Regions from separate parts of the Homo sapiens genome. Here region 2 is linked to region 1. The links are chromatin contacts, found by Hi-C or POLR2A ChIA-PET in ENCODE. All regions are on one chromosome and are shown on one strand. The core of a region is the stretch at or near the end of the contact, and the rest is flanking DNA. Distances in the headings are between cores, read along the strand shown. Region 1 overlaps AAK1 (AP2 associated kinase 1). Region 2 overlaps C2orf42 (chromosome 2 open reading frame 42).

What was found. A loop is a pair of places that touch in the nucleus more often than their neighbours do. ChIA-PET counts read pairs that join two places held with the same protein, here RNA polymerase II (POLR2A). Pooled maps may share reads with other maps.
Region 2: a pooled map shows a loop between it and region 1 (2.0-fold over the local background). The contact joins two enhancer-like sites. A Hi-C loop is called at or near these places in 1 of 168 maps with a recorded cell type or tissue (stomach), 1 of 37 single-sample maps with no recorded cell type and 3 of 50 pooled maps. POLR2A ChIA-PET finds 5 or more read pairs at or near these places in 1 of 52 experiments (activated CD4-positive, alpha-beta T cell).

Annotation. Positions count from the first base shown.
Region 1 is chr2:69,532,610-69,538,939 of GRCh38, forward strand. All of the region lies in intron 5 of AAK1 (AP2 associated kinase 1), which reads right to left. Among named protein-coding and RNA genes, the nearest start is that of SNORA36C, 16 kb to the left of the region's middle. RefSeq lists an enhancer at 3,396-3,445. Within about 2 kb of position 3,567, at least 3 of the 41 ENCODE cell types and tissues checked have a DNase peak (open chromatin) inside an H3K27ac peak, as active enhancers do.
Region 2 is chr2:70,157,973-70,164,302 of GRCh38, forward strand. C2orf42 (chromosome 2 open reading frame 42) reads right to left here. Exons shown (of 10, transcript NM_017880.3): 9 at 2,653-2,815. Among named protein-coding and RNA genes, the nearest start is that of C2orf42, 30 kb to the right of the region's middle. RefSeq lists an enhancer at 3,068-3,117. Within about 2 kb of position 3,984, at least 2 of the 41 ENCODE cell types and tissues checked have a DNase peak (open chromatin) inside an H3K27ac peak, as active enhancers do.

The DNA.
Region 1 (6,330 bases), core at 2,317-4,816:
CCACTCAGATAAAATGTCACTCTTTCCCTATTGTCCTTCAGTATTTCATTCTCTCATGATGTGAATTACTTCACTTGGACCTTATAAGTACCTATATAAATGTCTTTACTACACTAGGTTAGGATATTCAGAATTAATATTGCTTATGTTTCAGTTACTTCTCAATGTGATAAAATGTCTGGGGATAAATGGGCAGTTTTCCTGTTAATGTATTGCCCTAATTTTTTAAATAAATGAATTCTTTGGGCAGTGAGTTAGGAGTTCTAGGCAGCAGGGAGCTTATAAAGCCCCAAATCTAGAGAAATCCCTGGTATCAAAGGACTCTACAAATGAAATGACAACTCCAAAATAGTGGGCACTATGTACTCAAGGTGTACTGATTTTGGGTCTAGGTGAACTGAGCTGACTAGTATGCCGGAGGACAGACCTGGCTATGTGTGGGCAGTAAAATGGCAGCCAAAAAATCTTGTTAGGCCATTAAGACTGTAGTCTCCATTGTCTTTTGCCTTCAGCCTTCCAAAGACTGATCACCTTTGGAAAACAAAGGCAAGAGTAGACTATAAAATAGTCTACTCTGAAAGATAAGCTCCTTAAAGATAAGCATCTTCTTATAATCATATTCTTGGTCTTCTCTACCTAGTGCCTAACACAATGCTTGGTATAAAAAATGTATGTTGAATGGAATAAACCAAAAAACACTGTGTAGGTGTGTGTATGTGTGTGCAAACCTGGTGTGTCAGGCGCAAGATAGGAGCCACCAAATATCCAGGCCGTACTACTGTACTACTACTGATTCTTTTAAAAACAACTGGTCAATTATAATAGTCTCTAATTTCTATACTTGTTTCTATACTTTCTTTTAATTCTTCTAAGAATTACATTAAGTATATTTTATAGTCTGTATCTGCCAATTCCAATATTTGAAGTCTCTGCTGCCAACTGATTCTGCAGTTTATTGTTTCTTACTCCTACTAAACCTTGCTTATGGTGGTGTTGTGAGGAGCTTTTTGTTTTTGTTAACTTACATTCCTTGGAACTTAATCTGTAAAAAGCTTGTAAGATCTGGGTTTAAAGTCTATTGTTCTTCCAGAGAGGATATACTGGTGTAGCTGGGGGCACTACTACCCTGGAATCACTTTAATCTATAATTTTGACCTTGGAATTTCCAGCCACATAGGTAGTTTGAACTACAGCCATCAACCTGCACAGGTATGTTCTATGATGAACAATTCTTAAGCATAGGGTTATGAAAGATTAGGAGAGATTCATTCCTTTGAGATAAGGCTGAGGCACGCAAATATTTCCATCATCTATGTCTTTTTTATAAAGCTCACCAGTTTAATCTATTTACACAAAGTGACACAGTCAAGCTTCCTGAGCATATACACACTTTAGGAATTTAAAATAATTCCAACAAAACAACGCTAATGTTTTCAATCTAATTTAGAGGTTATAAAAATAACAGCCATCATTTTCTGAGCTTTATTATTGCCAGTACTACTGTACTCAGCATTTTACATGGATTATCCCACTACATCCTCATAATCCCAATATGATTATTATCCTTCTCTCACAGATGGAGAAAATGAGGCTCAGAGTGATTAAGTCACTTGCTAAATGTCACACAGCCAATAGTTGGTACAGCTGGGAAGTGAACCTAAACAACCTCACTCTAGAAAGGATAGGCAATTATATTCCTGCTACAGGAAGCAGGTTAGAAGCAGAGCAATTACTCAAGGCCCCCATCCTTACTTCCAACTATAGTAGGGGAGACAATACTTGTCTAATGCATTGGGTGCAAGCTTAAGGACAGGACTTTCTTGGTGCTTTATGTTCAGAAATGCCCCCACAATAGAAATCTAGTGAATAAGGAATGAAGTGTCTAAACACTAGCCAGGCTGATTTGTTCGATGTCTCCTAAGCATTCCATACACAACCTAATTTGTCCTTTTATTCAATTGCTCCTTTTATTCAACTGCTCATTCTCCACTCCAGTTGTAACTCCTCAGAAAAACCTTTCACAACCAGTTCACAAAATCTACAGAACTTACTGTCAATAGCAGAGGCTGCCAAAGGCCTTCAGGCCACATCAAACCATGCCCACTTGTTACTTACCCTAAAGTTTATGGCTGCTTTTGAGCTCTGACAGCAGAGTGAGCAGTTATGACAGACTTAAAATATTTATTATCTGGCCCTTTGTAAATAAATTTTGCCAACCTTTGGTAGGTAATAATCACTGATAATCATTTACAATTTGGCAATGTTTCTTTCACTGTGGGTTGGTATTTAACTTCTTATGTATTTATGCTTGCCTTCCCAAGTAAGAATACAAAACTTTAGAGAAAAGGGCACTGTGTTATGCCTGTGCATCTCCCATAACACCTTGTCCAGTGCTGTACACACGCCAGGGACCCTTAAATGTTGCCGATGAAATCACTTATTCAGCATCATTCAGCAACAATCTTCCTCCTCGGCCTCATGCACCTGGCAGGGCTCATCTAAAACCATGCTTCTCCTATTGTATGTGTGCACTCGCTTTCTGAATCAGTTTCTACACTTCTAATGCTGGAATGTACATCTAGAAAAGCTGTTATACCATACATTTATCAAAGAAACATGTTTCACACAAAGGATAAATGCTTGAGGTGGCAGATACCCTACTCATCCTGATGTGATATTACACATTGCATACCAGTATCAAAATGTCTCATATAACTCCTATATACACCCATTACGTACCCACAAAAATTAAAAACTAAAAAACAAAAGAAACACGTTTCAACTCCTACTATATGCCAAGAACTTTTCTAGGCTCTAGGGATAAGGCTGTGAACACAACAAGGTCTATCCTCTCACAGAGCTTACAGTCCAACTGGGGATAAGAAGAAAATAATTATACTTGCCTGGTAGTGATAAATATTATGACAAGAATACAGCAGGTGAATGTATGTAAGGTGAAGACGAATGTTATTTTAAATAGTATAGTCGGGGAAGGTCTCTCCAAGGGGAACAGAGACCTGGATGAAGAAGGAGCAGCCATGTGCCATATGGGGAAAGAGCATTCCAAGCAGAAAACAGTAGCACAAAGGCCCTGAGATGGGAGTGTGCCTGAAGGGTCTGAGGCACAGAGGCAGGCCACTGTGGCTGGAATAGTGCTATGCATAGTACCAGTACTGCAAAGAAAGCTGAAAACATGGGAAAGGACCTACTATGAACCACTGCTGTCAGGAAAGGGGAGACAAGACAATGTGGAGCCATGGAGGAAGTGAAGGACTTACAAAAGTGAAACTAATAACAGGAACAAAGCATAGAAACCAGAGTGATAATAACAGTAGCAACTAACAGCACTTATTAAGTGCCAGACACTGCTCCACGCGCTTTTACCTAGAGTATTTCATATAATCCTTACAAAGCCTTATTGTCTCCCTTAATAGATTAGAAAAAAGAGGCCAGAGAAGTTACCTAACTTGTCTGAGGTCACAGGATAGTAGGGCAGTATTTAGGCTCAGGCCACCGGACTGCCAGGACCACACCCTCACCCACCGTGCTGATGTGCATTGTGCAATTAAGGGGGATGGACAGTTGAGATTGGCGAGGAAGGAGGAAGGAGAAAGGGAGAGGACCAGAGAAGCACACAGACAGCAGACTGAGGAAGGGCACTTGGGCACCATTCAGCATTTTTCTCAGGTCAGCAGCACATGAAGACAGCCATTTTATGAAAATTAGCTTGGCAAAATTGAGGGAGAAGAAAAGAAGGAAGCCAACAAGGGCAGGTACAACAGTCTGGGTGTGAGATGACTAGGGCAGGGTATAGAGAAAAATCAACAGGGATGGAAGTAAGCAGGTGTGAATAGATTATGTGAGATTAAGAAGGTAGAAACCCAACTAGACAGTCGTACACCACCTTCTGAAAGCTTCAGAGAATTTGCATAGGGACTTTGTTTTTGGCAAAGTCCCTTAGGGTGAAGCTCAAGATTGTTTACCACTGCTTACAATCCCGAACCTTTCCATTCTTTGAGAGTGCGATGCTGCTGACCCCATTTCCTAGCCTCTCAGCTTAAGAGTGCAATTGAAGTTGTCACTGTCAAACTCTGCTTACAGCTTTAGCAAAAAGATCTAAGAGGCTACCTCCTACTGACCTCTTCATCTCAATATTATTCCAAACAGGTATGGCATTAGGCATTTCAGTCAGAGAATGTATTGCCACTGCAAAATTTGAAGGATTAGATGAATGCAGGTTTTCAAACCTGTGTTTCTAAAAATGGGACAAGAATCTTCATCCTATTATACTTCATGAGATCAAAATCTCTATTCTAACAAAGGAGACATCTATGACTCTTTTGACATGAATGTGCATGTTAAGCCTTAACCCTTTCTTCTCCTTTCTTAAGTGCTTGGACAAATAGCATGGTATAATACAACAGAATAAAACGGGAGTGAAAAACCGTGGTCTCCGTTCTGGTTTGATCACTCAACTACCTGTGCAGGTCACAGCCTTTCTGTGCGGAGGTTTCCTCACTGGTAAAGAAGAGGGCTGGCTTAGGTGACCTTCCCAGATCCACAACACCATGATCTGCAATACTGATCTTTATCTTTCTCAGAGAAATGAAAATTTAAAATGGGGAAAATGATTAAAGTGTTAAAATAATGTATTAGAGGAGAGATCTTCAATATAGAACAGCACTTCTGCTATGGTTATTTTTAGAACATAAGCTGCTTAAGGACAGGGACCACTTTCAGTTTATTTCCTCTGTCACTGGAAAGAAAGGCTGCACAGGCAGTAGGGAGGGCAAGGGGGGTTTCCTCAGTTCTGCATGTGAACCAGCAGACCCACAGGCAGAGTGGCGCTGGCTCCACAAGGCCCGAAGTAGGCCTGGCCCGTGCTCTTTCCCTCATCCTATTAACTTTTATTCACAGTGGCACCTTCTCACCGAATGGAAATCCTGCTCACAGAGAAGCAACTAGCATTTTCTCTGGAAAACAGGAAAATAGAGAACTCTTTGGCCCTGACTACTGCTAGGACTGTGGTGGCTGGTTCTCACAGTGACATGGAGCTCAGAGTCGCTGAGACTATGTGATGCAACGACAGAGCCAGGGTGAACAGGAGCACTTGGGGAAGCTGCAGATGCGCAGACAACTGTAACTGCCCAGCGCGGACATACTAGCAGACAGCAATAAAATCTAACGTGCTAATGAAAGCATCTAGATGGCATCGAGTGTAAGATCTGGGGAGTCAATGACTAAAAACAACAGCGACCAGGACTTCTCTGCAACAATCACAATCCAGGCCTCTTCCCATGGTCCCTATATCCAAGGTAAAGGAGAAAGAGTCTCCTGAACCACAGTGAACAAATTGGCAGCATGCCTGATGATCTTCAATATTGATGAAAACACAACCACAGAGTCCAATACAATCAGCTCTCCTTATCTGCAGGTTTCACGTCTCCCTCCATGCAACCAACCATGCATCAAAACCCACTGATAAGGGGGGACAACTGTGTGTATTCTCCACCTACAGATGGTTGAATCTGCAGATGTGGAACATCAGATGCAGAAGGCCAACTACTGTGTGTCCAGCATTGCGCTGCCTCCGTCTTAGGAGCACTGAGGTGCAAGGGGTAAAGCACTGAGGGCTGGCTGGGGAAATGAAGTCTGGTAACCTCACTCTAGCCTTTCATTCCAGTTTGCTCCGCATTCCCCTGCTGAAACATCTTGTGGGCTGTTCAGTGCAGTGAAGGAAGAGGCTGGGGCCCGCTGCCTTAGCCCTCCCACCGACCTACTCAGCATCCCAGGCAAGACACTGAGCTCTGTCTCCAGGGCCCCATCACTGGGTGATGCTGACCCAGCACCTCACTGTAGCACAGGGAATGTCACCAGGCAGTGCTATCCTGGTAACTACGTAAGCTGGACAGGTGTTATTTACTGGTATGACATGACTATCATTCAGGCTTCATTTAATCCAGTAAGTGTTTAAAAATCAATATAAAGAGGGCTGGGCATGGTGGCCCATGCCTATAATCCCAGCACTTTGGGAGGCCAAGGCAGGCGGATCACTTGAGGTCAAGAGTTCAAGACCAGTCTTGCTAACATGGTGAAACCCCGTCTCTACTAAAAATACAAAAATTAGCCACGCGTGGTGGCGGGCACCAGTAATCCCAGCTACTCGGGAGGCTGAGGCATGAGAATCGTTTGAACCCAGGAAGTGACAGCTGTAGTGAGCTGAGATTGTGCCACTGCACTACAGCCTGGGCAAGAGAGCAAGACTTCATCTCAAAAAAAAACAAAAAACAAAGTTAATATAAAGGAAGACTCTGAGAACATGGGAATATT
Region 2 (6,330 bases), core at 2,734-5,233, 630 kb after region 1:
GGCGGATCACCAGACGTCCAGAGTTCGACATCAGCCTGGTTAACATGGTAAACCCTGTCTCACTAAATATACAAAAATTAGCTGGGCATGCTGGCATGCGCCTGTAATCCCAGCTACTCAGGAGGCTGAGGCAGGAGAATTGCTTAAACCTGGGAGATGGAGGGTGTAGTGAGCCAGGATCGCACTGCTGCACTCCAGCCTGAGCGACAGAGTGAGACTCGGTCTCAAAAAAAAAAAAAAAGAAAGAAATTAAAGATACATCTTCTGACCTCAAAATAATAAAACTAGAAATTGGAAACTAAGAATATGAAGATTAAAAGCCTCAACTAATTTGAAATTTTAAATACAAGGTACTGAGGACAGGGAGAAACTAAATTATAATTATAGATGATTCAGATAATAACTTTAAATGTTATCAAACATTAATTTAAAAAATTGCATATTCCTTTTATTATTTATTTATTTATTTATTTATTTGTTTGTTTGTTTGTTTTTGAGACAGAGTCTGGCCCTCTCGCCCAGGCTGAAGTGCAATGGCACGATCTCGGCTCACTGCAACCTCCACCTCCTGGGTTCAAGCAATTCCCCTACCTCAGCCTCCCGAGTAGCTGTGACTACAGGCACACACCACCACACCCAGCTAATGTTTTGCATTTTAGTAGAGATGGGGTTTCACCATGTTGGCCAGGATGGCCTTGATCTCCTGACCTCGTGATCTGCCCGCCTCAGCCTCCCAAAGTGCTGGAATTATAGGCATGAGTCACCACGCCCGGCCACGCCTGGCTAATTTTTGTATTTTTAGTAGAGATGGGGTTTCACCATGTTGGCCAGGCTGGTTGGAACTCCTGGCCTCAAGTAATCCACTTGCCTAGGCCTCCCAAAGTGCTGGGATTACAGGCATGAGCCACCGCGCTCGGCCGAGTATTCCTTTTTTTTTTTTTTTTTTTTGAGACGGAGTCTTGCTCTGTTGCCCAGGCTGGAGTGCATGGAGTGCAGTGGCGCGATCTCGGCTCACTGCAAGCTCTGCATCCTGGGTTCACACCATTCTCCTGCCTCAGCCTCCCGCCACCGCGCCCAGCTAATTTTTTGTATTTTAGTAGAGATGGGGTTTCACCATGTTAGCCAGGATGGTCTCGATCTCCTGACCTTGTGATCCGCCTGTCTCAGCCTCCCAAAGTGCTGGGATTACAGGCGTGAGCCACCGTGCCCGGCCCTCGGCGGAGTATTCCTTTTAAAAGCTACAAAAATAAAACAGTTCCAAGAAAATATTAGGAAAATTTTAAAAGAGAAATTATTGTAGACAAAAGAAGGAAATAATTTAAAGCAAATTTAGGGCCCGGCCTGGTGGCTCACACCTGTAGTCCTAGCACTTTGGGGGGCCGAGGTGGGCAGATTGCCTGAGCTCAGGAGTTCGAGACCAGCCTGGGCAACATGGTGAAACCCCGTCTCTACTAAAATACAAAAAATTAGCTGGGTGTGACGGTGGGCGCCTGTAATCCCAGCTACTCGGGAGGCTGAGGCAGGGGAATCGCTTGAATCCGGGAGGCAGAGGTTGTGGTGAGCCAAGATCATGCCACTGCACTCTATCCAGCCTGGTGACAGAGCGAGACTCCCTCTCCAAAAAAAAAAAAAAAATTTAGAACTGAAAAAAGCCAGTTACCTGATTTGGAAAACACCATAAAGCAGATGAAATTCAAGTACAGTCTAAAACAGACTTAGAAGAGATTTTAATTTTTCTTCTTTTAGTAAAGTGGGGGTCTTGCTATATTGCCCAGGCTGGTCTTGAATTCATGGCCTGAAGCGATCCTGCTGCCTCAGCCCCCAAAGCTCTGGGATTACAGGCATAAGCCACTGTGCCCAGCTTTCATTTACTATTATCACTACTGGGACTTCATCAAGGGTACCAATTTAATATTAAGTATATTAAAACTAAGAGATTTCCATAACTGGAAATAACAAGTTAGAATCAGGATAGATATTTCATTCACAAGAGCAGCAAAAAAATAATATTCACAAGAATTTGACAGAATAATTATAAATTCTAAATTTCTTCTGGAAGAATAAATACAAAACTGAAGAAACAAAGGGAGGCCACCAGATAGATCACAAAGCTAAATTAGTTAAAACTATGGCTGGCATGCATTTATTCATTCAGCAAGTCTTTTTTTTTTTTTTTTCTTTTTTTGAGGCTGAGTCTCACTCTGCCGCCCAGGCTGGAGTGCAGTGGTGAGATCTCGGCTCACTGTAACCTCTGCCTCCTGGGTTCAAGCGATTCTTGTGCCTCAGCCTCTCGAGTAGCTGGGACTACAGGCATGCGCCACTATGCCTGGCTAAGTTTTGTATTTTTATAGTAGAGACTGGGTTTCACCATGTTGGCCAGGCTGGTCTCAAAACTCCTAACGTCAAGCAATCCACCTGTCTTGGCCTCCCAAAGTGCTGGGATTATAGGTGTGAGCCACAGCACCTGGCCTGTAATTTTATTTTTGAAAACACTGGTTCAATTGAAACAAAATACCTTATCCCACGATTGCCTTTACAAGGTGAATGAATGTGTCTTCTTTGTTTAAGGTCAAGATCCAAAGCTTTGGACAGTGTACTGTACTGTTCACCAGCTGACACTCAAAGGAAGATGCAGTTTTGAAGTTCACTTACCAACTTTGAGAAAAGTTTTTAGTTCCAAGGGTCGCAGCACTGGTTGTTTTTCTATACGACCGTAGGTTTCTGCTATGCTTTCTACTTCCACTTTAGGGCATTTAAATAGCTCATAAGTCCCATCTCGGTTCTGGATAAAGCTACGGGTGATTTCCAAGGGCATCTGGACACCAAGACAATACCAAAAAAAGGTGAGAGAGAAAACTTTCAAAACAGACCAATACCTGGATGACGACAAATCTTTTATTATTCCTTCTTTCTTGTTAAGTATATTCAAATGAATTACAACTTCCCTGTTTTTCAAGAAAATCCTGTCAACAAATCTGCCTTTTCTCCCTTACATCATTCATGGCTTTCCTTTTTTCTCTAAAATCTTAAATTTCCACCCCAGCCAAACTATATACCAATTGAGCCTCTAACATCTTCATGGGTACATGACTGCTGCTGGCACAGACCTGCTCTAAAATCAGTTTCATTCCTTCCCCTACTGCTCTGCTAGCAGCATTCTTCTCTTAAATTCCTTTGTTCATAGCACCTGCAGCTCACCTCACATCCTGTATGCTTCATACTGTCCTTGGGACTGAGCCAAGCAGAACTGGAACTGGATGCTGTGGTGACCCAGAGCAAATTACAAACTTCTCAGAGCCTGTTTTCTCACGGGCAAAATGCAGTTAATGCCAGGGCATGGCTGGGAGGTCAAATGAGGTGACGGAGGTAAGTAATGCCTGACAGTGAGAAGCTCCATGATGGTTAGCTCTATTCTCCCACATGCCTGCACCCTGAGTTGCTTCAGTGTCTCCCTAAATGTCATCCATTCCAGGCTAAAAACTGCCTCTGTGCCATGTGCATTTAAAGGAGTTCCTCAAGTGTTTTTAATGCCAACACAGCCCTTTTCTAGGGTTCACATGTATTTACTTTTTTTAAGAGGCAAGGTCGCTAGGAGTGGTGGCTCACGCCTGTAATCCCAGAACTTTGGGAGGCTGAGGTAGGCGGATCACCTGAGGTCGGGAGTTTGAGACCAGCCTGACCAACATGGAGAAACCTCATCTCTACTAAAAATACAAAATTAGCCAGGCGTGGTGGCAGACGCCTGTAATCCCAGCTACTCAGAAGGCTGAGGCAGGAGAATCGCTTGAACCTGGGAGGTGGAGGTTGAGGTGAGCCAAGATCACATGATTGCACTCCAGACTGGGCCACAAGAGTGAAAGTCCGTGTCAAAAAAAAAAAAAAAAAAAGAGTCAAGGTCTCACTTGGTTGCCCCTGCTGGAGTACAGTGGCACAATCATGGCTCACTGTAGCCTCCAACTCCCAGGCTCAAGTGATCCTCTTGCTTCAGCTTTCTTAGTGGTTGGGACTATAGGCACACACCACCAGGCCTCACTTTTTCTTTTTTTCTTTTTTTTTGGAGATGGAGTCTAGCTCTGTCACCCAGGCTAGAATGCAGTGGCACGATCTCAGTTCACTGCAACCTCCGCCTCCCAGGTTCAAGTGATTCTCCTGCCTCAGCCTCCCGAGTAGCTGGGATTACAGGAGCAAGCCACCACGCCCGGCTAATTTTTGTATTCTAGTAGAGACGGGTTTTCACCATGTTGGCGAAGCTGGTCTCAAACCCCTGACCTCAGGTGATCTGCCCACCTTGGCCTCCCAAAGTGCTGGGATTACAGGCATGAGCCACCTCGCCAGCCTCTTTTGCTTTCTTTCTTTCTTTCTTTTTATTTTTTTAAGAGTAGGGGCCTTTGCTGGCCTGGCGCACTGGCTCACGCCTGTAATCCCAGCACTTTGGGAAGCCAAGGAGGGTGGATCACCTGAGGTCAGGAGCTTGGGACCAGCCTGGTCAACATGGTGAAAGCCTGTCTCTACTAAAAATACAAATTAGCTGGGCAGGATGGTGCGCTTGTAATCCCAGCTACTCGGGAGGCTGAGGTGGGAGAATTGCTTGAACCTGGGAGGCAGAGGCTGCAGTGAGCCAAGATTGTGCCCTGCATTCCAGCCTAGACAACAGAGTGAGACTCTGTCTCAAACAAAAAAAAAATAGTAGGGGCCTCGCTGTGTTGCCTAGGCTGGTCTTGAACTCCTGGCCTCAAGCAATCCTTCATCTCAGCCTCCTAAATCGCTGGTATTATAGCCACCATGCCTGGCTCACATGTAAATTCTGTAGCTATCAAACAACTTATTTTTTTTTCCTGAACAGAAGAATGCCTTGCAATTAAGCTACTCTTAATGTATCAAATCACATTATGCTGAATTTTCTACTTTTTTGGAGACGAAGTCTCGATCTTGTCCCCCAGGCTGGAGTGCAATGGCGCAACCTCAGCTCACTGCAACCTCCGCCTCCCGGGTTCAAGCGATTCTCCTGCCTCAGCCTCCCAAGTAGCTGGGATTACAGGTGCCTGCCACCATGCCTGGATAATTTTTGTATTTTTAGTTGTGACGGGGTTTCACCATGTTGGCCAGGCTGGTCTCAAACTCCTGACCTCAGGTGATCCACCTGCCTTAGCCTCCCAAAGTGCTGAGATTACAGGTGTGAGCCACCGTGCGCGGCCTGAATTTTCTACATAATTCTATTACTGTAGGAAAAAAAACTCCATCTCAGATTTTCAGGATCTACTTGAAAAACATACATACATATATATTTTTTGAGACAGCGTCTTGCTCTGTCGCCCAGGCTGGAGTGCAGTGGTGCGATCTCGGCTCACTGCAAGCTCCGCCTCCCGGGTTCACACCATTCTCCTGACTCAGCCTCCCGAGTAGCTGGGACTACAGGAGCCTGCCACCATGCCCGGCTAATTTTTTTGTATTTTTAGTAGAGACGGGGTTTCACTGTGTTAGCCAGGATGGTCTCGATCTCCTGACCTCGTGATCCACCCGCCTCGGCCTCCCAAAGTGCTGTGATTACAGGCGTGAGCCACCGCACCCAGCCCGAAAAACATTTTAAAATGTGTAAGACAGGCACAGGGGCTCACGCCTGTAATCCATGCACTTTGGGAAGCCAAGGTGGGCGGATCACTTGAGATCAGGAGCTTGAGACCAGCCTGGCCAACATGGCAAAACCCTGTCTCTACTAAAAATACAAAAATTAGCCAGGCATGATGGTGCGTGCCTATAGTCCCAGCTACTCAGGAGGTTGAGGCATGAGAACTGCTTGAACCTGGGAGGTGGAGGTTACAGTGAGCCGAGATCGTGCCACTGCACTGCAGCCTGGGCAACAGAGCAAGAGACTCTGTCTCCAAAAAATAAAAATAAAAACATAAAATGTCTAGTGTGGCTGGAAGAGGCAGATTACACCTGTAATCACAGTACTTTGGGAGGCCAAGATGGGAGGACTGCTTGAACCCAGGAATTTGAGACCAGCCTGGGCAACATAGCAAGACCCTATCTTAAATTTTTTTTTTTTTTTAATTAATAGGGTGGGCCTGGTGGCTCATGCCTGTAATCCCAGCACTTTGGGAGACTGCGGCAGACAGATTGCTCGAGTCCAGGAATTTGAGACCAGCCTGGGCAACATGGGGAAACCCCATCTCTACAAAAATTAGCTGGGCATGGTGGCATATGCCTGTAGTCCAAGCTACTCAGGAGGCTGAGGTGGGAGGATCACTTGATCCCAAGAGGTGGAGGTAGAGTGAGCCGTGACTGCACCACTGTACTCCAGACTAGGCAACAGAGTAAGACTCTGTCCCA